Linked DNA regions of Homo sapiens: region 2 is linked to region 1. The links are chromatin loops, found by intact Hi-C in ENCODE. Cell type or tissue: pancreas. All regions are shown on one strand. Links, peaks and the distances in the headings refer to the core of each region. The heading gives the core; the rest is flanking DNA. Region 1 has its middle 12 kb from the start of SNORD14A. Region 2 overlaps PLEKHA7 (pleckstrin homology domain containing A7).

Evidence for each region. A loop is a pair of places that touch in the nucleus more often than their neighbours do. Peaks named below come from ENCODE experiments on the same cell type or tissue, not always from the same donor. Only the 100,000 strongest peaks of a DNase experiment are listed, where the experiment ranks them.
Region 2: it touches region 1 in a loop (2.7-fold over the local background); 14 of 110 quality-filtered maps call a loop at or near these places.

The regions. Positions count from the first base shown.
Region 1 is chr11:17,056,451-17,069,144 of GRCh38, reverse strand. No RefSeq gene overlaps it. Among named protein-coding and RNA genes, the nearest start is that of SNORD14A, 12 kb to the left of the region's middle. In pancreas, for the core only: a CTCF peak has its summit at 5,533 (motif pointing right); a DNase peak (open chromatin) is centred at 5,524.
Region 2 is chr11:16,797,204-16,809,897 of GRCh38, reverse strand. It overlaps PLEKHA7 (pleckstrin homology domain containing A7), which reads left to right. Exons shown (of 27, transcript NM_001329630.2): 14 at 6,603-6,671; 15 at 6,846-6,926; 16 at 8,081-8,230; 17 at 8,823-8,924. Among named protein-coding and RNA genes, the nearest start is that of C11orf58, 65 kb to the right of the region's middle. RefSeq lists an enhancer at 6,549-7,748. In pancreas, for the core only: no CTCF peak of the experiment used is centred there; no DNase peak of the experiment used is centred there; H3K27ac peaks cover 759 bases.

The sequences.
Region 1 (12,694 bases), core at 1,996-9,995:
CCCGGCCTTGCAGTGAGTATTTTGTAAGTATGGTAGTTTCCCCCCTTTTTCATGGTTTCCTTTATCCATGGTCAATAGTGGGCTGAAAATATAAAATGGAAAATTCTAGAAATAATTCATAAATTTAAAATAACTTTTATTACAGTATATTGTTATAATTGTTCTATTTTATTATTAGTTGTTGCTAATTTCTTACTGTGCCTAATTTATAAATTAAACCTTATCATAGGTATATATGTGTAGAAAAAAATAGCATATAAAAGATTTTGTACTGTCCACAGTTTCGGGCAACCCCTGGGGCCTTGGGACATACGCTCTGCGGACATTGGGGAACTACCATATTGTCTCATTTAGTCCTCATGGTCACTCTATGAGGTAGATAGTATTAGCCTCTCCATTATTCAGAAGAAACTGAGGCACAAAAGGTAAAGTAGGCAGACAATTTGACACACTGGTGAGATGGAAAAGTCATAAGGGAGGCTGGGTGGCGCTCCCTCCTGTCATCCCAGCACTTTGGGAGGCCGAGGTGGGCAGATCACTTGAAGTCAGGAGTTCAAGACCAGCCTGGCCAACATGGTGGAACCCTATCTCTACTAAAAATACAAAAATTAGCCAGGCGTGGTGGCGTGTGCCTGTAATCCCAACTCCTCAGAAGGCTGAGGCACAAGACTTGCTTGAACCCGGGAGGTGGAGGTTGCAGTGAGCGGAGATTGTGCCACTGCACTCCAGCCTGAGCAACAGTGTGAGACTCGGTCTTAAAAAAAATAAAGAAAAAGAAAAAAAAAAGTCATCATGGAGGAGCAGAAAGTGAAGCCATGGTCACATGAAATTGCCTAAGGATAGAAGAGTCCAGCTTCTTTCCCATCTTACCTCCATTGCACCCAGCTGGGCCCCTCTCAGGCCTGCCCTCCTGGCAGTAAATGGTGTGCCTGGGTCCACCTCGGGTGTGGTAGACTGTATGACCACAACAGGCCAGATTCAGTGGCTCATGCCTGTAATCCCAGCACCTTGGGAGGCCAAGGCAGGAGGACCTCTTGAGGCTAGGAGTTTGAGATCAGCCTGGGCAACATAGTGAGACTCACATCTCTACAAAAAATAAAAAAGCTAGCTAGATTTTTTTTTTTCCAGAACTTGGAAGGCCAAGGTGAGAGGATTGCTTGAACCCAAGAGTTTGAGGCTGCAGTGAGCTATGATTGGGACAGAGGGACCCTGTCTCTGGAAAAAAAAAAAAAAAAATGACCACAACAAAATCTGTCCCACTTGTCTTCTTGAACCTTACTGCTCTCCAGTCAAGATGTGGTGTCTAATTCCTCTCCCTATCAACATGGCAGGCTGTGGCTGGCTGTAACAATAGAATTCAGCTGAAGTGACACCTGAGGAATTCCGAGACCAGGGCAGAAAATGCCTTGTTGCCTGGGACACTCATGTCTGGGATCCTGAGCTGCTGTGCAGGCCCACCCCGAGGCCTCCATGCTGTGAGGAAGCCTCGGCCATGTGTGGGTGCTCTGGAAAACAGCCATGGTGGAGGTCCCATGTGACAGCCGGCGCTAACCACCAGGCTCCTGAGTGAAGATACCTCCACATGATACCTGCCTCCAGAGCCTTTGAGTCGCCCCAGCCACTCAATCTTCCCAGCTGAGACTACAGACATTCTGGAGTAGAGAAGCCATTCCTGTAGTACCCTATCTGAATTCTTTTTTTTTTCTTTCATAGAGACAGGGGTCTCCCTATGTTGCCCAGGCTGGTCTCAAACTCCCGGGGTCAAGCAGTTATCCTGCCTTGGCCTCGCAAAATGCTGGGATTACAGGCATGAGCCACTGCACCTAGCCCTGAATTCTTGACCTACAGAATCCTTGAGCATAATCAAATGATTGTTTTAAACCACTAGGTTTTTGGGGTAATTTGTTTCATAGCAAAAGTAAGGAGAACATTTTGTTGAGGAGAAAGAGGCTGTGTTTCTATGGTCCTACGGCTGCTGGAGGGACAGGGCAGAAGCTTTCACTTGCCTTTCCCCATTTGCCATGCCTCCCTGCTCTCATCTCATCTCAGCCTGTACTGGAATTACCTGTGGATGTGTCTGTCTGCCCTACCAGACTGGACTGTGAGCCCCTGTTGGGGAGGATGGCAGAAACTGTCTTGGTTGCCTCATATTCCCAGTGCCCAGCACAGAGCCTGGCACATAAGATAATCAGCAGATCCTTGCTGGGTACATGCACAGCGGTTGGTCTGATGTTTATTTCCCAGTTAGAACTGCTGGCAGTGGGGATCCCAAACCTTTTCCAAGGACTTCGTGGGAGCTGGAAGGAAGCTCTTGCTGGCTGCCTCCCACAGAAGCATATGATTGGACTGAAAGCAATTTTTCTGAAAGCATTCTGGTGAATACAACATTTTGATTGAAACAATGATTTGATTGAAAATGAGTATTTCCCAGTTGTTGTTTTTTTAAATATATATAATGTTGGTCATTCTCATGCTTTATCAAGCAATTTTCAATGCTTTAAGTTTTTAAGCATTTTTGTCCTTTTCCTGAACTTTTCAGGGGTTTTCCCTAATTATTTGTAATTTGTTTTTTAGCCCACTTTTACTGTTTTTTCAATATTTGTAATAGTACAAAATTGGAACTGCCTAACTGATTAGTGGGCTGCTTAAATTAAGGTATGAAATGTACCTCAATATATTAACATATATACAATAATTCCAGTTTTGTTAAAAAAAATTATGCACAAACATACAAATATCTAGAAAGATATCCACCAATGCTTCTTGACCAGGAGGCATTCACTGGGATACTCCCAGAAGACTTTTAAAAATAGTGATTTCTTTTCCTTTTGAGACCGAGTCTCACTCTGTTGCCCAGGCTGGAGTGCAGTGGCATTAGCTCACTGCAACCTCTGCCTCCTGGGTTCAAGTGATTCTCGTGCCTTAGCCTCCCGAGTATCTGGGACTACAGGCACCCACCACCACACCCGGCTAATTTTTCTATTTTTAGTAGAGATGGGGTTTCACCATGTTGGCCAGGCTAGTCTCGAACTCCTGACCTCAGGTGATCCTGCTGCCTCAGCCTCCCAAAGTGTTGGGATTACAGGTGTGAGCCACTGCTCCTGGCCTAAAATACTGATTTATTTATTTATTTATTTTTTTGAGACAGAGTCTCGCTCTGTTGCCCAGGCTAGAATGCAGTGGTGCAATCTCGGCTCACTGCAGTCTCCCCATTCTGGGTTCAAGCAATTCTCCTGCCTCAGCCTCCTGAGTAGCTGGGACTACAGGTGAATGCCACCATGCCTGGCTAATTTTTGTGTTTTTAGTAGAGAGGGGGTTTCATCATGTTGGCCAAGCTAGTCTGAAACTCCTGGTCTCAAGTGATCCGCCAGCCTTGGCCTCCCAAAGTGCCGGGATTACAGGTATGAGCCACCGTGCCCATCCTAAAATACTGATTCCTTCATGCCTGTAATCCCAGCACTTTGGGAGGCTGAAGTGGGAGGATCGTTTGAGTTCAGGAGTGTGAGACTAGCTTGGGCAAAATAGTAAGACTCTGTCTCAACAAAAAATAAAAAAATTAGGCCAGGTGCGGTGGCGCATACCTGTAATCCCAGCACTTTGGGAGGCCGAGGTGGGCGGATCACGAGGTAAGGAGTTCAAGACCTGCCTGGCCAATGTGGTGAAACCCCATCTCCACTAAAAATACAAAAAAATTAGCCAGGTATGGTGGCGGGCACTTGTAATCCCAGGTACTTGGGAGGCTGAGGCAGGAGAATTGCTTGAACTCAGGAGGCGGAGGTTGCAGTGAGCTGGGATTGCACCATTGCACTCCAGCCTGGGTGACAGAGCAAGACTCCATCTCAGGGGGAAAAAAAAAAAAATTACTCATGGTGGCACATGCCTATAGTCCCAGCTACTCAGGAGGCTGAGATGGGAGGATTGCTTAAGCCTGGGAGATCAAAGCTGCAGGAAGATCACTACTACACTCTAGCCTGGACCACAGAGCAAGACTCTGTCTCTGAAAAGTAAAAACAGTTTTGGTTTTTTTTTGAGACGGAGTCTTGCTCTGTGGCCCAGGCTGGAATGCAATGGCACAATCTTGGCTCACTGCAACCTCTGCCTCCCGGGTTCAAGCGATTCTTATGCCTCAACCTCCCAATTAGCTGGGATTACAGGCACATGTCGCCATGCCCAGCTAATTTTTGCATTTTTAGTAGAGAGGGGGTTTCACTATGTATGTTGCCCAGGCTGGTCTTGAATTCCTGACCTCAGGTGATCCACCCACCTCGGCCTCTCAAAGTACTGGGATTACAGGCATGAGCCACTGCACCCGGTCACTAAAAAATATTTTTTAAAAATTGATTCCTTTACTCCAGAAAGGGAAGAAGAAGAGATGGATACATAGGTAGGTAGGTAGGTAGGTAGGTAGGTAGGTAGATAGATAGATAGATAGATAGATAGATAGATAGATAGAGATTCCTGAGCTCTGTCTGGGAAAGCAGAAATCTGCTAGGATGGGGAGTGGGTTGGGAGTGGGGAACCAGACATCTGTATTTTTAAAAGGCATCTAGGATTGGGACCCCTGACTTAGAATCACAGAAGAGTAAACCAAGTAGGTACTTAATTCAGTCCTCATTTTGTGTATGGGTGAGTTAGACTCCAAGAAGGGACTTGCTCAGGGTCACACAGTGGGAGGGATGACAAGGACTAGAGTCCAGGCCTCCTGGCTCCTGGCCTAGTTGCCCTTTCCTCTTTGTTCTTGCTCCAGGTGTGAAAAGAAATTGTCTCTAGGTGGGATTATGGGATTTGTTTGAATCATTCTTTTGCATGTTTCTATTTTCTGACGTTTCTGTAAGAGTATCAGTTGCTTTTGGCACAAGATAAAAACAAAGAATAAAAGAAAGGATAAGGCCAGGTGCAGTGGCTTATGCCTGTAATCCCAGGACTTTGGGAGGCCAAGGCAGGTGGATCATTTGAGGTCAGGAGTTCAAGACCAGCCTGGGCACAGGGACATGGTGAGACCCTGTCTCTACTAAATATACAAAAATTAGTCAGGCCTGGTGGCTCATGCCTGTAATCCTAGCTACTTGGGAGGCTGAGGCAGGAGAATCGCTTGAACCCAAGAGGTGAAAGTTGCAGTGAGCTGAGATCACACCACTGCACTCTAGCCTGGACAACAGAGAGAGACTCTGTCTCAAAAAAAAAAAAAAAAAAAAGGAAGAAATAAAAGATAATTCTGTTAAAGCTATTTTACCTGGTGTCTCCTCCCCCACTTCCCTACCCTCCCTCCCTCCCCAACTACCAGCACCCCCGGGCAGTGGCACTACTTACTGTCCCATACCGCATTGCCTCTACAAAGACTGTGGCCTTTAGGGACAGTCTGGCTCAGAGTTAGGGACACACAGATCATACGTCTGAGCCAGGTCCAGGGAAGTCAGTGTACTCTGGGTACACAGATCCCCTGGGCCTGGCCCACCCAAGACTGCGTAGATGCCAGGTGGAGAGAGGCAGGCCCTAGAGTAGAGGTCCCCAGGGCACTGGCCCTTGAGCCACCAGGAAGCCCCACCAGAGGGCAGCAGAAGCCTGGTCCAGAGCTCCCATCAAGCCTCCCATGGGGATGTCACTGGGGTTCAGGGAAAGCTTCAGGGAGAATTTAGGTACTGTTCTGAAGGAGGGGAGTTGGAAAGGGTACTTTAGGTTTGTGTGAGGGCATGGCCTGTACAAAGCTAAGGAGGCAGGAATTCATGAATCAAAATGTGCCAAGGTGGGGACAAGAGAGCACTAGAATGTAAGCTCCTTGCAGGCAAGAACTGTGTCTGTTGTGTGTATGCAGCTATACTGTTAGAACAGTGCCTAGCACATGATATGTATTCCATTGATATTTATTAATCAAAGACATGAATGGGAATACTGCTGGTGGGGAGGAAATGAGGAAGAGAAAGGGCAGCAAATGTTTGGGTAGAGGACAAAAAAGAAAATAACTTTTACTTACTGAGCACCTACTCTTTGTTGGGCAATGTGCTAAATGTTTCTAAACTAAGAAAGTAGTACATGCTTAAGGTGAAAAAAATATTAAAGTTTTTTAAAATATAAAACAGGTCTTACCCGTACACCAGAACTTCTAGCCTCCTTTTCAGAAGCTAACAATGTTTTTTTGCATATTTTTCTAGAAATGTTATACACATGTTGGCCGGGCACAGTGGCTCACACGTATAATCCCAGCACTTTGGGAGGCCGAGGCAGGCAGATCACGAGGTCAGGAGTTTAAGACCAGCCTGGCCAACATAGTGAAACCCCATATCTACTAAAAATATAAAAAATTAGCCGGGCTTGGTGGCGGGCACCTGTAATCCCAGCTACTCGGGAGGCTGAGGCAGGAGAATTGCTTGAACCCAGGAGCCGGAGGTTGCAGTGAGCCGAGATTGCACCATTGCACTCCAGCCCGGGTGACAGTGCGAGACTCCATCTCACACACAAAAAAAGAAAGAAATGTTATACACATGTACCTCGGGTCACCTGCTCCCTTCCATGTCTCTCAGAACTTCCAGACACATATTCTCTTAGAGCAGCATTTTTCAAAGTGTAGTCTGGAACTTCCTTCAACGGAATCACCTGGTGGGAATATAACTTATTAAACATGCAGAATCTCTTAGCTGGGCATGGTGGTGCACACCTGTAGTCCCAGCTACTCGGGAGGTTGAGGCAGGAGGATAGTTTGAGCCTGGGAGATGGAGGCTGCAGTGGGCCGTGATCGTGTCACTGCACTCCAGCTTTAGCGACAGAGTGAGACCCTGTCTCAAAAACAAACAAACAAACAAACAAACAAGAAAAACAGAATCTCAGGCCTCATACAGAACCACACAATCAAGGGAAGGGAATCTGTATTTTAACAAACTGTAGGGAATTCTGATGCCCATTAAAGTTTGAGAAGCACTGCCTGGACTCACACAATCACTCACTGAGGAGAGGGTTCAGATAGGGATTGCATTGAATCTGTAGATTGCTTTGGGTAGTATGGACATTTTAATAATACTGATTCTTCCAATCCATGAACGTGGAATATTTTTCCATTTTTTTGGTGTCCTTTTTAGTTTCTTTCATCAGTGTTTTATGATATTCATTATAGAGATCTTTAACTTCTTTGGTTAATTCCTAGGTATTTAATTTTATTTGTGGCTATTGTAAATGGCATTACATTTTAATTTCTTTTTCCGATTGTTCATTGTTGGCATGTAGAAATGCTACTAATTTTTGTATGTCGATTTTATATCTTGCAAATTTATTGAATTTTTATCACTTCTAATAGGTTTTTTGTGGAGTCTTTAGGTTTTTTTGAAATATAAGATTATATCATCTATAAATAAGGATAATTTGACTTCTTCCATTTCAATTTGGATGCCCATTATTTCTTTCTCTTGTCTGACTGCTCTAGCTAGGACTTCCAGTACTATGTTGAGTAACAGTGATGAAAGTGGGCATCCTCATTGTGTTCTTAGAGGAAAGGCTTTCAGTATGATATTAGCTGTCTGTCACATAGGGCTTTTATTATATTAAGGTATATTCCTTCTATTCCAGTTTTTTTGAGGGTTTTTATCTTGAAGGGATGTTAAATTTTATCAAATGCTGTTTCAGCATCAATTGAAGTGATCATACTGTTTTTATTCTTCATTCTGTTGATATGATATATCACATTAATTGATTTGCATATGTTGAACCATCCTTGCATCCCAGGGACAAATCCCACTTGGTCATGATGAATGATCTTTCTAATATATTGCTGAATTTGCTTGTGTTTTTTGAGGATCTTTGCATTAATATTCATAAGAGGTACTAGCTTGTAGTTTTATTTTTTTGATGTGTCTTTGTCTTGTTTTGGTATCAGGGTCATACTAGCCTCATAGAATGAGATTGGAAGTATTCCCCCCTCTTACTATTTTTTGGAATACTTTGAGTAGAATTGGTATTAGTTTTTCTTTAAATGCTTGGTAAAATTCAGCAGGGTAGGGATCAGGTTCTGGGCTTTTCTTTGCTGGGAGACTTTTTATTACAGCTTTCAACTTGTTATCTGTTACTGATCTGTCAGATTTTGGATTTCTTCCTGGTTCAATCTTGGTGGGTTGTATCTGTCTAGGAATTTGTCCATTTATTCTAGATTTTCCAATTTATTGGCATATACTTGCTCGTAGTAGCCACTAATGATCCTTTGAATTTCTTCAGTATCAGTTATAATGTCTCCTTTTTCATTTCTGATTTTATTTATCTGAGTCTCTCTTTTTTATTTTTTATTTTTTTGAGACAGACTCTCACCCTGTTGCCCAGGCTGGAGTGCAGTGGCGTGATCTTGGCTCACTGCAACCTCTACCTTCCAGGTTCAAGCAATTCTTGTGCCTCAGCCACTTGAGTGGCTGGGACTACATGCGTGTGCCACCACACCTAGCTAATTTTCGCACTTTTAGTAGAGATGGGTTTTTACCATGTTGGCCAGGTTGGTCTTGAACTCCTGACCTCAAATGATCCACCCACCTCAGTCCCCCAAAGTGCTGGGATTATAGGCATGAGCCACCATGCCTGCCCCTTCTCTCTTTTTTTTCTTAGTCTGGCTAAAGTGTTGTCAATTTTGTTTAACTTTTCAAACAACCAACTTTTTGTTTCATTGATCTTTTGTATTGTTTTCTTTATTTCAATTTCATTTATTTCTGCTCTGATCTTCATTATTTCTTTTCTTCTACTAATTTTGCATTTGGTTTGCTCTTGCTTTTCTAGTTCTTTAAGATGCATTAGGTGTTTTTTTTTTTTTTTTTTTTTTTAACGTAGGCACTTATAGCTGTAAACTTCCCTCTTAGTATTGTTTCGGTATCTTGTGTTTCCATTATCATTTGTTTCAAGGAAATTTTAAGTTTCCTTCTTAATTTCTTCTTTGACCTACTGGCACATTCAAGAGAATGTTGTTTCTTTTTTTTTTTTTTTTTTTTTTCAGTGCTCCAAGACATCTGAAACATTGTTTAATTTCTGTGTATTTGTATAGTGTCCAAAACTATTCTTGCTATTAATTTCTATTTTTATTCCATTGTGGTCAGAGAATATGCTTGATATTATTTCAATTTTTTTTTTTTTTTTTTTTTTTTGAGACAGGGTGTTGCTCTGTCACCCAGGCTGGAGTGCAGTGGCAAAATCTCGGCTCACTGCAAGCTCTGCCTCCTGGGTTCAAGCTATTATCCTACCTCAGCCTCCCAAGCAGCTGGGATTACAGATCCACACCACCACACCTGGCTAATTTTTGTATTTTTGTAGAGATGGGGTTTCACCATGTTGGCCAGGCTGGTCTCGAACGCCTGACCTCAAGTAATCCGCCCACCTCAGCTTCCCAAAGTGCTGGGATTATACGTGTGAGCCACTGTGCCCAGCCAATTTTTTTTTCAATGTTTTAAGACTTGTTTTGTGACCTAACATATGGCCTATCCTTGAGAATGATCCATGTGCTGAGGAAAAGAATGTGTATCCTGCAGTCATTGGGCAAAATGTTTTGTAAATATCTGTTAGATCCATTAGGTGTATAGTGCAGATTAAGTCTGATGTTTCTTTCTTGATTTTCTGTCTGGAAGATCTGTCCAAATCTGAAAGAGGGGTGTTGAAATCTCCAACTATTATTGTATTGGAGCCTATCTCTCTCTTCAGCTCTAATAATGTCTGCTTTGCATATCTGGGTGTTCCAGTATTATGTGCATATATATTTTAAATTGTTGTATCCTCTTGCTGAATTGACCTCTTTATCATTACATAGAGTCCTTCTTTGTCTTTTGTTTCGTTTGGTTTTTTTTGGGATGGAGTTTGGCTGTTTCACTCAGACTGGAGTGCAGTGGCATGATCTCGGCTGACTGCAACCTCTGCCCCCCGGGTTCCAGTGATTCTCCTGCCTCAGCCTCCCAAGTAGCTGGGATTATAGGCACGCACCACCACACCTGGCTAATTTTGATATTTTTAATAGAGTTGGGGTTTCACCATGTTGGCCAGGCTGGTATCGAACTCCTGACCTCAGGTGATCCACCCACCTCGGCCTCCCAAAGTGCTAGGATTACAGGCGTGAGCCACTGCGCCTGGGCCTCTTTGTCTTATAGTTTTTGTCTTCAAATCTATTTTGTATGATACAAGTATAGCTACTCCTGCTCTTTTTTGGTTTCCACTGACATGAAATATATCTTTTCATCCCATTATTTTAAGTCTATGTGTGTCTTTACAGGGGAAGTGGTTCGTAATATCTAGGCGGGGAGAGTAGGGTGATATTACTCGCCATATTGTGGGGGGTGTCCACCCCCCTGTGATATGGTTCGTAATATCCATTGTGGGAGATGGGGGTGATATTACTCGTTAATATTCTAGGGGGATGATACTTCTAAAGTCGCAAAGGGTGCACACCCTGTGATATCATTGGTAATATTCTAGGGGGATGTTACTCCTAATGTAACAGGTGTCTACACCCTGATATAATTATTCACAACATACTAGCGGTATACTACTACTAATGTCACAATGTGTGTACACCTTTTGATATTATTTGTAATATACTGGGGGGATGTTACTGCCAATGTCACAGGGGTGTACATGCTGTGATATTATTTGTAATATTCTAAGTGGGTACTTTTAAAATCATAGGAGGTGTACACCCTGTGATGTTATTTGTAATATCCTAGGAAGATGTAACTCTTAATGTCACATGGGGTGTACACCCTGTGATATTATTTGGAATATCCTATGGGGATGCTACTCCCAATGTCACAGGGGATGTAACACCCTGTGATATTCGGAATATCCTAAAGGGATGTTACATTTAATGTCACAGATGGGGTACACCCTTTGATATTATTCGTAATATCCTAGGGAGATATTACTTGAAAAATCACAGTGGGTGTACACACAGGGCATATACCCTGTGATATTATTCACAATATCCTAGGGAGGTGTAACTTTTATTATTACAGTAGGTGTACACTATGGGTGTACACCCTGTGATATTATTTGTAATATTTTTGGAAAAATGACTCAATATCACAGTGGGTGTACACACTGTGATATTATTCATCATATCCTAGAAGTAGATTACTCCTATTGTCACAGCGGGTTAACACCCTGTGACATTATTTGTAATAAACCAGGGGGATAATTCTCTTAAAGTCACAGGGTGTGTACACCCTGTGATATTATTCATAATATTCTAGAGGGATGTTACTCCTACTGTCACAAATATGTACACCCTGTGATATTATTCACAGTGTACTAGCTGGATATTATTACTCATGTCACAATGCATGTACACCTTGTGATATTATTTGTAATATCCTAAGGGGAAGTTACTCCTATTGTCACAGGGGGTGTACTTTCTGTGCTATGATTCGTAGTATCCCAGGGGGATGTCACTCCTACCATACAAAGTGCGTACACCTTGGTATATTATTCGTAATATCCTAGAATGATGTTACTCCTCATGTCACGGGGGTGTATATCCTGTGATATGATTCTTCACATTCTAGGAAGATGTTATTCCTAATATCACAGAAGGTGGACAACCTGTGAAGTTATTCATAATAGTTTTGGGGGATGTTACTCCTAACGTCACACATGGTGTACAAACAGTGATATTATTTGTAATGTTGTAATGTTTTTTGGAAATGTTACTCCTGATATCACAGGGGCTGTACACCCTGTCATATTATTCGTAATATCATGAAAAAATGTTACCACTAATGTCACAGGCTGTGTACACCGTGTGGTATTATTCCCCATATTGTAGGGTGATGTTACCCCTAATGTCACAGAAGGTGTTCACACTCTGATGATATTCATAATATCCTAAAGGGATGTTACTGATGTCACAATGCATGTACACAATCTGATATTATTTGTTATATCCTCGGGGGGTGTTACTTCGAATGTCACAGGGGGTGTACTCCCTGTGATATTATTCCTAATATCCTAGGTGGATGTTACTTCGAATGTCACAGGGGGTGTACACTTTGCGATATTATTCATAATAATTTAGAAAGATGTTACTCCTAATGTCACAGAGGTGTACACCCTGTGAAGTTATTCAAAATAGTATTGGGGGCTGTTACTCCTAATGTCACACGTGGTGTACAAACAGTGATATTATTCGTAATATTTTTTTGGAAATGTTACTCCTAATATCACAGGGGATCTACACCTGGTAATATTATTCGTAATATCCTAAAGAAATGTTACCTCTAATGTCACAGGGGGTGTACACCATGTGATATTGTTCCCAATATTGTAGGGGGATGTTACTCCTAATGTTCCAGGGGGTGTTCACACTGTGATAATATTCGTAATATCCTAAATGGATGCTACTGCTAATGTCACAATTCACGTACACCCTCTGTATTTGTTCGTTATATCCTCAGGGGATGTTACTCCTACTGTCACACAGGGTGTACTCCCTGTGATATTATTCATAATATCCTAGGTGAATGTTCCTCCTAATGTCACAGGGGATGTGCATTTTGTGATATTATTCACAATATCCTAGAAAGATGTTACTACTCATGTCACAGGGGATGTACACCCTGTTATATTATTCATAATATCCTAGGGGACGTTACTCCAAATGTCACAGAAGGTGTACCCTCTGTGATATTACTCGTAATATTTCAGGGAAATGTATTCCTAATGTAACAGGGCATGTACATCGTGTGTGCACACCCCC
Region 2 (12,694 bases), core at 1,634-9,633, 260 kb after region 1:
TGAAGGAGTTAGGGGCGATTCAGGAGAGGCATAGAGACAGCCTGTAAAACTCTGGTATGTCTCCATGTGTTTTCTGTGGCCCTAAGGAGGAATTAAGACACGTGGATGGCAGCTACAAGTAGATAGGTTGCAGCTTAGTAGAAGAAAGACTTTTCTAAAAGGGCCACCTCAGGTGGTGGTGGACTTCCCGTCACTAGGGTACAACTGAGGCTCAATGAAACTGAGTGGGATGAATGGTTGGATTAGGAAAACCCCAAGGCTTATTGGTCCTTAGATTCTATGACATGCTGGACAAAATGTCCCTGAGTCAGGGGTCTCTCTGGACATGGTTGAATAGGCCTGTAGACCATTCTGGGCATGGAAATGGAGATAAGCACAGCCCCTCTGGGACCAGCTGCTTATGAGAGGTCCCCCCTGGTTCCTTGGAGGGGGGTGAGGTAAGGATATAAGCCTCTCTGGAGAGGAGTCTCCCTGCTTGGCATCTGATCTGCTGACCTCTCCCCTCCATGTGCCACGTTGACTTGGTGTCCCCCATGTCCCTGTTCGAGAGGCCAAGGACTTAAGGATCCAGAGCCCATCTTCCCCTGCCCCCCAATCAGCTGATGCTCAGCTTCCAGAATCAGGGGTGCTTGTGGGCCCACGTTGAGAAGCTTTACCTTCCTGAAGTGAGCGTTCCTGCTGGGGTGCCAAGTAATCATACAACGGGACACTCTGCTCTTGGGACCCACTTACATTAGTGTGCTTTTTTGGAAATGTTTACTTTGCTGGCATTTTACTTGATGGTGCCAGGGTGAAAAGGACTCACATTGATTAAGCATCTGTTCCTGCCTTGGCAGTATTTGGGCACTTGATGTTCATTTATCTCATTGAATCCTCTCAGCAACTTGAGCAATATGAATTATTATCCCTTTTTTATAACCAGGAACCCAGGTGTCAGAGAAATAAAGTAACTTCTGCAAAGTTACACTGCTGGGACATGTACGCAGCAACTGACTTCACACCTGCCTTCTTTCGTCCATGCATCACACGCTTTGCCCACTCTAAAGTCGTGTTCGTTGAATTGTATTCTTGGCATTGAAGTTCTGCTCTTCAGAACCCTATACCTTAGCTGAGTCAGAAGGGTGGGGTGTGGGGTTCACTGTTGTTGACACTTTAAGTTGTCTTTATGCTGCGGTGAAGCACAGCCAGGAAGATGAGGGTACCTGCTGTCACTCGTGGAGCCTTTGTAGATAGAAAAGGTTGCAGTCAGCCCCAAAAAGGCTTTTGTCTTCAGTGAGGGATGTGCCGTCAGTGGCTTCGGGGTTACTGGAATCTGGACTCTTCCTGACTGTTTGAACCTGAGATCAGGACTTTTCTGTTCAGGCTGTTTCCAAAATCAGCTTCTGGGACAGTTTTTAAAGTTGTAATTGGGGATGCCGCATACTTCAGAATCACCTGGGAGCTTGATAAAAGCACAGACCTGGAGGGTTCTATTGAATTGGACACTCTGCTGCCCAGAATTCTGCATTTTTGTCAAGCTCTGGGGTGATTCTTGTGCACACTAGGGTTTGAGGTCTATTGTTCTGGAGAAGAAATTATTAACCCTGGCTATGAACGAGAACTGTTGGGGAGTTTTAAAAATGAATATAAATGTCTGGGTCCTACCCCTTAGAGACTGTGATTTAATTGGTAATATTCAGGTATTACTACTTAATTAAAACAAACAAACTCCTTAGGTGTTTTTAATGCACATCCAGCATTGAGAAACATGGTTTTGAAGTAGCGGCTCTCAAAATGTGATCCTCAGACCGAAAGTGTCAGTATCTGGGAATTCATTAGAAACGCAAAATCTTGGGTCCCACCCCAGATCTGCACCACAAGAACCTCCAGGGATGGGGCCCAGCAAATCTGTGTATTTGCCCTCTGGCTGATTCTGATGCATGCTAAAGTTTGAGAGCCCCTGTTTTAGGGCAGTGCTTCTCAATCCTGGCTGCATATTCGAATCACTCAGGAGAGTGTTTAAGAATCCCAATGCCCAGGCCCCATCCCAGACCAATTATATCAGAATCACTTGGGGTGGAACTCAGGCATCGGTACTTTTTAAAGCTCCCCCAGTGATTCCAGTGTTCAGCAAGGGCTGAGATCCACTGTCCTAGGTAATGAGGACAATGTTGCCAAAAAGGAGCTATAAGCATTTGGGACCATGGGTAAGACATAATCATGTAGATGCACCACAGTTCTGGTGGAACTTAAGGTTGAGTGGGGGTGAGATGAATGCATGGCACGACTCTAAACTAGTATCTTACAGAATGTGATGAGGGAGGACAAAAGAAGAAGCAAGTTCCCTTCTATCATGTTCCTCCTTGCCTTCTGCCGCAGAACCAGGAAGGAAATGAACACTGAAATTGCACTCCCACAAAAACCAGCCTGTGCAAAAGTCCCTTCAGACAGCATATAACATTTTATAAAAAGGAGAGAGCTGCAGTCTGGGAAGGTCCCATGGCCCATGGGAGGAGCATCCACGGTCCCATGGAAGTAGCATCACCAAGATTCAGGCCTGGTTGTTTGAATTGCATAGCACACAGCCTCCTTAAAGTTTTCCCTTTGCCAGTTCCCCAAATTCTGGCTGCTTCAAGTGTCATTTGATGTCTCACCTGTTACGTTTTGTTGTATCTGCCTTTTTGTTTGGAACAGATTAAAAATAATGAACCTTTGATCAACGTGCTTTACAAAGTGCTGAAGAAGTCAGCACGGGGCTGTCGGCCCAGGAGAAGCGTAAGATGATCTGATCCGTGTCTCCAAGCGGGGTCATTCCATTGCTTCTGGCTCGGTGCCGACTTCATCACTTGCTTAACCAGTTGCTCTCCTGACCGCCCCAGGCTTCCCGCAAGTCATTTTGGTTTATTTTCTTTCAACTGAAGCTCTCTTCAGCATTTTGGCTGATGCACCAGGCTGAGCCTCTCATCTGCAGTTTTCTGTGACTCCATGTTTTGTGCTGCCAAGGGTGGGGGAGCTTGCCTGGCTTGCCACCAGCTTGTGTTGTGTTTCCATCATCACGTGTCTGCCTCCATGGCGAGGGCTCACCCAGACAGAGTTGAGCATGAGTTTCTTGGGAGGGAACAGCAGTTATTGGTCATCTTCCAAGAGCCAGGGTATCCTCAGATGCCACGGTGGCCCTGAGATTAAGGTGGCACTTTTTGGGGGCAGGCAGTTGGTATTTGGATAACAGCCTGGAGCTGGACTAGAATAAAATGCCACCCCCTGCCCATACCCTCTTTGATTGATGCAGAAGTAGGGACTGCAATGTGGCCAGCTCTCACAGCATTCCAGGGGAGGATGCAGATCGAGAAGCAGGTGTTGTGTCCAACCATCGTGAGCCCTGAGAAAGTGGGTTGGGATGTGGTGGAGGGGAGGGAAGATGCCTGGGTGGCCTTTGATTCCCCTCTGATGGAGAGACTCTTTCAAATGGATGAGCACCCACAGACTTTTACTTTTTCTGATGACAGAGATGCTGGGGGGACCCAGAGTTGATGTTTTAAGTGTATTTGAACATGGCTATAACAAACACACTTTTAAAAGGAAAATTAGATGTAATACGCTACACGTGGATATAATATTTCTTAGCAGCCTCGGCTGTCTGGAGCAGAGCTACATTCAGAAGCTTAACGGTCCTCTGAGCTGTAGAAACAGCTCTCATCAAGCCCATGCTCTAAAGCCTGTGACCTTTCGTCCATAGGAGACAGAGTCAGCTCACATTACTTTGATACATTCATGAACTCACTGAGCAAACATTGCCCGAATTTCTTCAATATGCTAGGCCCTGGCTGGGCTTTGAGGATACAGAGGAAAGGCATCCATCTCCACAGTCACCCCTAATTAGGTTACTCTCTAGTGAGGAGAGACAAATGAGCAAACGGAACATTGTACTCTAATGTGCTGGGTGCTGTAGTAGCAGCAGATGCAACGTGTGGAAAGAGCACCCTGAAGGGCATCACCCCCAGTTAAAGGGAGAGAAGAGATGTAAGTACCTCGTGTCAGTCGAGCTTATAGTCCTTTGAATTCCTAACCTACAACACCTAGTAAGCAGCAGTTTTTTTTGTTTTTGTTTTTGTTTTTTTTTTTTTTTTTTGACATGGAGTCTCGCTCTGTCACCCAGGCTGGAGTGCAGTGGCGCAATCTCAACTCACTGCAACCTCTGCCTCCCAGGTTCAAGAGATTCTCCTGCCTCAACCTCCCGAGTAGCTGGGACTACAGGTGCGCGGCACTGTGCCTGGCTAATTTTTGTATTTTTAGTAGAGATGGGGTTTCACCATGTTGGCCAGACTGATCTTGAACTCCTGACCTCATAATTCACCCGCCTTGGCCTCCCAAAGTGCTGGGATTACAGGTGTGAGCCACCGTGCCTGGCAAGATAAGCAGCACTTTAAAAAGGGACAAGAGAAATCTACTTCTTAGAAAAAGAGGTAGTACTAATATCCTGAGAGAGAGAAAAAAAAGGTTGAATGTATATTCAGTATTCCATGAAGGCAGCAAAGGGCATACTTTTAGAAAGCTTTCCATCAAAAAGTATAATTTAGAGGATTCAGCTTCTTCTCAAAATGTCCTTTTTATATAAAATATCTCATTCTTTTCCTGATGGTGCTGGATAAATGAGGCATTGCTCAATTAGATTTTCTGGCTTGTTATTTAAGTATCAAAAAGACATCCTCTGTAAAAAGCTTCAGTGAAATAAGGGGAAGAGTTTTGCTGGGGGAAAGAATCCCCAGAGTGTATCTCCATTTGAAAATGATTTCTACCTAGAAAATGAGCCCCAAAGGTCAGCCGGTTTGGAGAATAGACAACCTCCTTGTTCTTGGCTTTGATGAAAGGACGATGGCATAGAGCGAAGACTTCACTGCTTTCACCTGCTTTTTCTCCTGGGTTCCCCTGAGTTTAAAACCCACATTCTGCCTGAGAAGTTCAGCTGTTTGTGATTCACCAGGATTAACTTCATGCCCACCTCCCCACACCTCCCTGCACCGCCCCCCCCGCATTGCAGGAGACAGCACAGTCTGTTTGTTTGTGGATTGTTGCAGTCTTGTGTTCTGCAACTGTGTGTATACGTGTATGTACACATAATCTGACAGTCTGAAGAGCAGAATTTGGCTGGAGTTCTATTTTTTCCGGGAACTCAACAACACTGACCTACATGTGTTTCCCTTTGACCTACATGCAATGCAATTCAATAAGCATTTGCTGAGTTTGTGCCAGGTCTTCTGTTCAGGGCTGACTTTACCAAGATAAAACAATGGTTCCGTCCTCTTCTGTGTGACCAAAGGGATCGTGGGAATGGGTGGGGCATGTGTGTAGCCCAGAATCAGTCCTCACTCCAAGGCAGGGAGAGGTCCTCTCCCTTGACCTTTGGATTTGCTCATGACAGTTTGCAGGGAGAGGTAGCATAGGACAGTTGGGCACATGAAGGGCTTGAGCACTGAGTGGAATGTTTGCCAATTTATTTCCACCCCCAATCCACACTGACAAACTTCCTGGACCTTACAGATAGAATGGGGAGAAATCTACACCTCTCTCTCCAGCAGCTATCGGTCCACATTGGGACCTCTCTGCATAGCACACACACACCACCTGTCTCTGCCACTGTTAGCTCCACCCTCCATTTTCCTGGTCAGATCTGCAAAATAGAGCTCAGTGAGGTGGTTTCCCCTACATTAGGCAAAATAGACTTGGTTCTCCCTGGCCTTATCTTGGCCATGGGAGGGTGCATCTGTGAAAGTCACTCCCCTCAGCCCCTGCATGACTTTTGGCAAGAAAGAAATTGGGGGAAATGGAAAAATGGGATAAGTAAGATTTAGATTCTCAGGAGTCAGTGAGAGACAGGCAGCATATTGCCTACTTTGAGTCAAGTGAGGGATGGGAAATGTAAAATCCCATTGGCCCGCAAGTTTGGGTGACTTTTGTATATTGCTTTATGGTTTCCTTTCTTGTAACTTACACAAGTACAGCCTAGCCTCAGTTATTCAGGGAACAATTAAAAACCCTTGCTGGGAACTAGCCAGGTTCCTTTTTACCTTGGCCAGGTCTTCTTCCCAAATGGTAAAGGGTAAGGAAGGCTGGCCTTACCCACGGGGAAGTGGGCTGCTCAGAGACTTCATTAAACTAAGGCTTGACAATGGTCAAGGGATTTGTTTGTTCCTCTGGGTCTGCCCATCTCACCACCCTGGGCAGGGGGTGATGGGCTTCGTAACTTGTGTTTGTTCCCACGTTCAGTAGTACACCTCTGTCTTATCGGTGGCAAATCTTCCAAGATTCATGCTGATTTTTCACATTCATTTTAGGCAAATATATACTTTTAAAATTGATGATCCTTTAACTTGAACATCTACATTTTCTTTAACTCAAAGGACTTACCAGCATTACTAGAATCATCAAAAGGTTTTGGTTTTTTCCTAAAATGAAATAGGCATAGAAATAGCGAAGTATGGCCCAAGTTTTTGTCCCTCTCATACTATGACCCTACCTGCCACTGCCAAGGACTTCCACACCATCCATTATAGGATGAATTTTCTTTCCTGAGTTCTGATCTCAAACACCATGGTTAAATCTCTTTTAAATTGTTCGCCTCCCAGATGACAGGCCGGGACCTTCTCAAGGATCGAAGTCTGAAGCCTGTGAAGATCGCTGAGAGCGACACTGACGTGAGTGAGCAGAGTGACACGCTGACCCCTCAGCTGCCTCCTGACCCAGACCCCGGGTGAACAGCTTCAGGCAGGGCTTGGATGGTTCTGTAGCCAAAGGCTGTCTGATTGCAATCCCAAGGTCATGTCCTTTTCTCATCACCCCAGGCCCTCTCCACCTGTTCTTGCTTTTAGGTCAAACTGAGCATCTTCTGTGAACAAGACAGGGTCCTCCAGGACTTGGAAGACAAGATACGAGCCCTTAAAGAGAACAAAGTACGTGTCAGTTTTGAATAATCTTGGAATGGGCAGAGGGACATTTTGTCCTGTCTTTCTTGAGACATAGGCTGGACCCTCATGTTAGTATTGAAGAGCAGATGTTAGCTTATTTAAAAAAAAATGCACCAGGTGCGGTGGCTCATGCCTGTAATCTCAGCACTTTGGAAGGCCAAGGCAGGTGGATCATGAGGTCAGGAGTTCGAGACCAGCCTGACCAACATGGTGAAACCCTGTCTCCACTAAAAATACAAAAATTAGCTGGGCATGGTGGTGGGCACCTGTAATCCCAGCTACTCAGGAGGCTGAGGCAGAAGAATTGCTTGAACCCGGGAGGCAGAGGTTGCAGTGAGCCGAGATCACGCCACTGTATTCCAGCCTAGGCAACAGAGGAAGACTTCGTCTCAGGAGGAAAAAAAAAAAAGCCTTTGTGTTTAAATGGTGTTTCTTAGGGGTTTCTATCTTATAGAGACCCTCCTGCCCCCATTCTGCTTTGGCTTACCTCTCCGTGGAGGCCCTGTGAGGTGAGCCTGGGAGAGGAGCTCCACTGGCTTATATGTGATGACCCCAGGTCCCTGAACCCCAGGGAAGCAGGGTTCCTTTGGAGGAAGTGGCTGTAGTCATTACAGGGCAGAGGCCTTTGCTTCCTAAAGCTCCTTGTCTCCTAGGATCTGGGCTATGGAGGCAGCAAGTCTGGATGGGAGTGCCGGAATGGGCCAGGGGCCACCAACATTTGGCCTTTTCTATTCTTAAAGTATTTTTTTCCTTTTGCATTTTAAATTCGTGATGCTGGAGGTTGACAATATACTCTTTTCCCTAGGAGGCTAAAGAGGTTTTTGTTTTTTGTTTTTTTAATTCTTTGATTTATCCTCTTAGCTTAGTTTATTCTCTTAGTTTATCCCATAAGGAGTTAGACAGCTGTATCCCTAGTTTATAGATGACAAAATTGAGGCACAGAGCTGTTAGGTACTTTCCCCAGCCTACTCCCTAGACAGAGTCAGAGCTGGCATCAGAGCCCCGACTGTGGGCCCACATCTCAGCGCTGATCCCTTCGGCCTTGGTTAGGTCCAGTAGCTTTGGTTCCTGGTGTGGTATGGGGAGGCCTCTGGGGACTGTCCTCCTATCCTGCTGTTTTTTGGCCCTTCGTGGTGCAGGACCAGCTAGAATCTGTGCTGGAGGTGTTGCACAGACAGATGGAGCAGTACCGAGACCAGCCCCAGCACTTGGAGAAGATTGCCTACCAGCAGAAGTTGCTGCAGGAGGACCTTGTCCATATCCGAGCTGAGCTCTCCAGAGAGTCCACTGTGCGTAGAGGGTGGCAGACCTGTCTCCCTCAGGACGGGCTGAGCAAGGGGCTGCTTTTCTCCCCTCCCAAGATGTAGTTGAGTTGGTGTCCAGAGGCAAGAGTCCTGAAATAGCAGAGCTTCTCCAGTAGCAGAACTGCCACCTGACAGTAGATAACCTTGTCTGGGGGTGACATGTCTGCCTGCACGTGTGCCTTAGGCTGCTTACCACAGCGACTCTTGAAGGCCAGTGACACCCAGTGGGCCAGATTCTTCAGAGCTGCCTGCAAGGCTGTTCCCCTGATCTGTGTGCAGTTAATTCCAAGTTGTCAGAATCTGCTTTTTCACTTTTCAGTCTGTTGTGGTACAGGCCAGGGCTGAGAATCAAAGCATCCTGAGGGTGGAAGAGTGAACAGTGCAGGTGACCAGGGTCAGAGCACAAATGAGAGGATGCCACGCTCTTTCCTGCTCCTCTCTCTCTCCCACCAGGCCTGCCCGGTCTCCTTCCCTCTTCCCCTGGCTGGGTCAGCATGGTCAGGAGTACAGGTGTTCGTGAGGCCTTCCAAGGGGGCAGGGGATAACTAAGAACCGGAAGCATTGTCTTGGCCAACAGGAGATGGAAAATGCTTGGAACGAATACCTGAAGTTGGAGAATGATGTGGAACAGCTGAAGCAGACCCTGCAGGAGCAACACAGAAGAGCCTTTTTTTTCCAGGTGACCTGATACCTGTCCATCTCTTCTGAGCTCTTGTTTTTTGTTTTTTGTTTTTTGTTTTTCCAAGAGACTTCACCTGTGGGGGTTGTGAGCACTGCTCAGAGTCCTTCTCCCCCTCAGCCCCAGATGCTCCACCCCTGTAAAGGAGCCACCCCAAGCTCTCCCTTGAGGATCCCTTCCCCAAGCCAGGCTGTGATGAGAAGCTTCACCCCATTCCCCTTGCCTTGCTGCTCTCAAAGACAAGCTCTTGGGTGTTTTAGAAAGGGCTTTACTTCTGATCATTTGGTGTCATCAGTAATCACAGAGTGATCCATGTTCCTGTAGTTCTTGGCCCCATCTTAGGCTGCTAGCTCATCACTTAGACAGCAGCAGGAAGTGCCCACCCCTTCCCTCCTCTGATTCCTGGAGATAGATGTTATCACACCTCTACCAGAGGGAGACAGTGTGAATTCTGTCCTTTGAGGCACTCTGGTCTCCAGGCAGTCATCTGCATTTCTGGAGGCCAGGCTGGGTGATGCCCATCTCTGTGACCCCTATACCACTCAGGAAAGTTGGCCTTAGAGCCCTGCCACTTCACCCTTAAAAAATCAGGCCACCCTATTGATAGCTGCCTCTGTCCCCCAGAAGTGAGACAGTGAAAGGCCCTGTGTGGTTTTTCTTCTTCCAAATTGGGTTCCAAATTGCCCAGTGTTCCCCCACTGTGGTGCTTAACCAGGTTTCCACCCCACCCTCACAATTTTTTAAGTGGAAAATAACCTGTTTTTTTCTCCCCTGACTTAAGATCTATATCTTCTCCTTTCAGGGCCCTGACATAATAAGTGTGTTTGAATTCAGCAAGCATTAATTGAGGCTTCTTGTGTATGAGGCACCTTGCTGGGCCACTTTTGGTGCTGGGCTTGCTAACTGATAAGATAGTTCTAACCAAGGCTCTTTGTTTAAGTGATTTAATGAGTATGTTGACTCTCCAGACATTAGCCTCACCCCAGAAAGTTGAAGGAAATTCTGGAGTAGGGTGTAGGTGTGTGGGCCCTGAGGCTTTTCCAAGGGCCCTGCTGTCCCTCTATTCATGCAGAGATGGTTCCCAGAGAGCCCTGCCTAGGACCACGTGGAGGAGACCCTCGCCTGTGGCTCAGGGCTGGTCTACAAGACTCTCCCCAGCACTTGTCTATCTCCTGCTGCTGTTGGGGTCGTTTTCCTCCCATAATTTCTCTTCATCCACACTGGCTAACATTTCACTACTCTTTTTTGTAGCCGCAGCATTTACCGTAATGACTTGAAAATACTAGGTGAATGTTGTTGACAAAGTCCTTCAATTATTTCTGGTTATGAGTTTATAAAACTGCCCAGGTTATACCTATTTTCTTGGACTTCAGTGATCTGAATTTTTTTAGCAGTAATTTTTTTTTGCTTTATTTTTAGCAGTAATTTTTTTAAGCTTTTCATTCTTTGTTCCTGTAATTACACAAATGGTACATGAATACGTGTCTTTGAAAAGACCAAAACAGTAAGAAGCAAAAACAAAAAATGATATAAAAGTTCCTCTTCCCCCTCTCCCTTTCTGCCCCTCCCATCACCCTCCCTATGTGTCATCAGTGCTATCTATTGGTGGCATTGCCTTCTAGACCATTTTCTATGCATTTTCAAAAATATGCACATGCATAGAATCATATGATTTATTCAGGAATGGGAGCAGGTAAAAGGCTTACTTGAAGAGGATCACACTTACACATTATTTGGCAACTCACTTTTTTTGTCATAACCTGATATCGTGGAAATCTTTCCAGGACAGTTAATCCAAAATTTATGCTGCCCAATAAAATATAAATTAATTAAAAGTAACTGAAATTCAAAATGTATTCCTCATTTACACCAGACTCATTCAAGTGCTCCATACCCACATGCAGCTATCGGCTACTGTCTTGGACAGCAGGGATTATAGGTTTCTATCATCTCAGAAAGGTGTATTGGGCAGCGCCAGTCTAAGGAAATTAAACTTGTTTTTCTTGACTGTTACATACTATTTCATAGTCTGGGTGTTTTCTACTTTATTTAGCCATTCCTCTTCTGATAGCATTTAATTATTTTCAGCGTTTTGCTTTTATAAATGGTGGTGTGATAAGGATTTGTGTAACTGCCTTTTCACATTGTTTACAAGTATCTGTGTAAGATAGGCTCCTAGGAGTGGACTTGCTGGGGTTGGAATGAGTATACATCTTAAAAGTTGATGGATATGCCAAACCACCTTCTAAAGGGCTGCACCTGTTTATCTTCCTACCCACAGCAAATGAAAGTACTGGACCTATTTGCTCACATCCTTGTCAGCACTTGTAATTGATCTTTTTAGTTTTACTAGTCTACTAAATGGCATCTTGCTTTAATTTGCTTTTATTTAGTTATTAGCAGGTTAAATATCTATTCGTATGATTATTGGCCATTTGTGTCTTTACTGTGCCTTATGTCATGGTGATTTAACATATAGCAGGCCTAGAATCCTTTTTTTTTTCCCCCTTCCCTCCCAAAAGCAAATAGATACACTGTGACAGGTCTTTGTCACAGACGCCCTGGAGAACTCAGCCCCATGACTTACTCTCAGATAGGCCAGCCTGGAGCCTGCATCTTGATTTCCACCTTGCCTGTGGCACTGCTCACACTTTCCCTAAGTGGCACAGTAACCTGGGAAGCTAACAAAGCCCTGCTTTGAGCAGGCACTGTGCTAGCTTCTTTGGTGTCATTCTAGGCCAGGCAGGCTGTTAGAGCCCTAGAAAAATCATCAGCACTGCAGATGCACTTGCAGCCCCATGTGCAGATTCTCAGTAACAGGGCTTAGAAATTCGCCTCCCTGTAGTCAGGTTTGGCTGCAGGAAAATAGCCTTTTCAGTCAAGGCTAAAACAGTGAGTTCAAGGCTTTGCTGAAAGCAGCACATAGGAGCCTTTCTACCCAGTGTGGTGGGAGGAGGCAGGAATGAAACTCCACCCCCTCATTTCCCCCAAAATTCCCCTCCCCTCATTATGAAGGCCCAAAATTCCATCACCGTTGGAGAAGGATAGGGACTCTCCAGCCTTTTTTATTCTCTGCTCTCTGTTCTTTTCTCACATGTGGGGGTGACAGAAAGGCATCAGGGGGGCAAGAAAGTGGCTGACAGGGGAGCTTTGCCAGGGAGCTATGGAGGAGGAAGAGGACTGCGTTTAATCCCTTTCTTTACCTGTTCTCAACACTCAGCTTGGGGACTTCAGCCCTAGAGGTCATCCTCTTACATACACATGCCCTGGGCTCGGTAATACACCTGTCTGTTTTAGGATGCTCATGCTTTGGCATGGAGCTGAGAATCAAACCCATTATTAGCTTGCCAGACCTGAGGATGTGCTTTATGTTGGAGGGGTTGAGAGAGAGAGTGAGAACTGTGAGCCCCACCTTGGGACAGGAGGCTTTGGACTTCTGTTGTCCTGGCTGTTGGAAAGTATTTGCTCAGGGAATTTTTACATGACTGGTCCTTTATTCACGTAGCATGTATGCACTGAGAACCTGCTAAGTGCCAGGCCCTGTAGGGATGGATCAATGAGCAGTATTGGGCAGGTCCATGAGGCTCATGCAGTGCAAGAACTCTTCCAGTTGAGGGGTAGCTAGGTGCCTCGAGAGGAGATGGGGTGGGAAGCCTGCCTTTATTTTAGTCCATGGGGTGGGACCAAGGCTATCTTTCCCCCATTTTAACTTAAAAGTCAAGAGAATACTACATTTGATGTTTAAACAGCCCCGTCAAGAGATGGCCGTA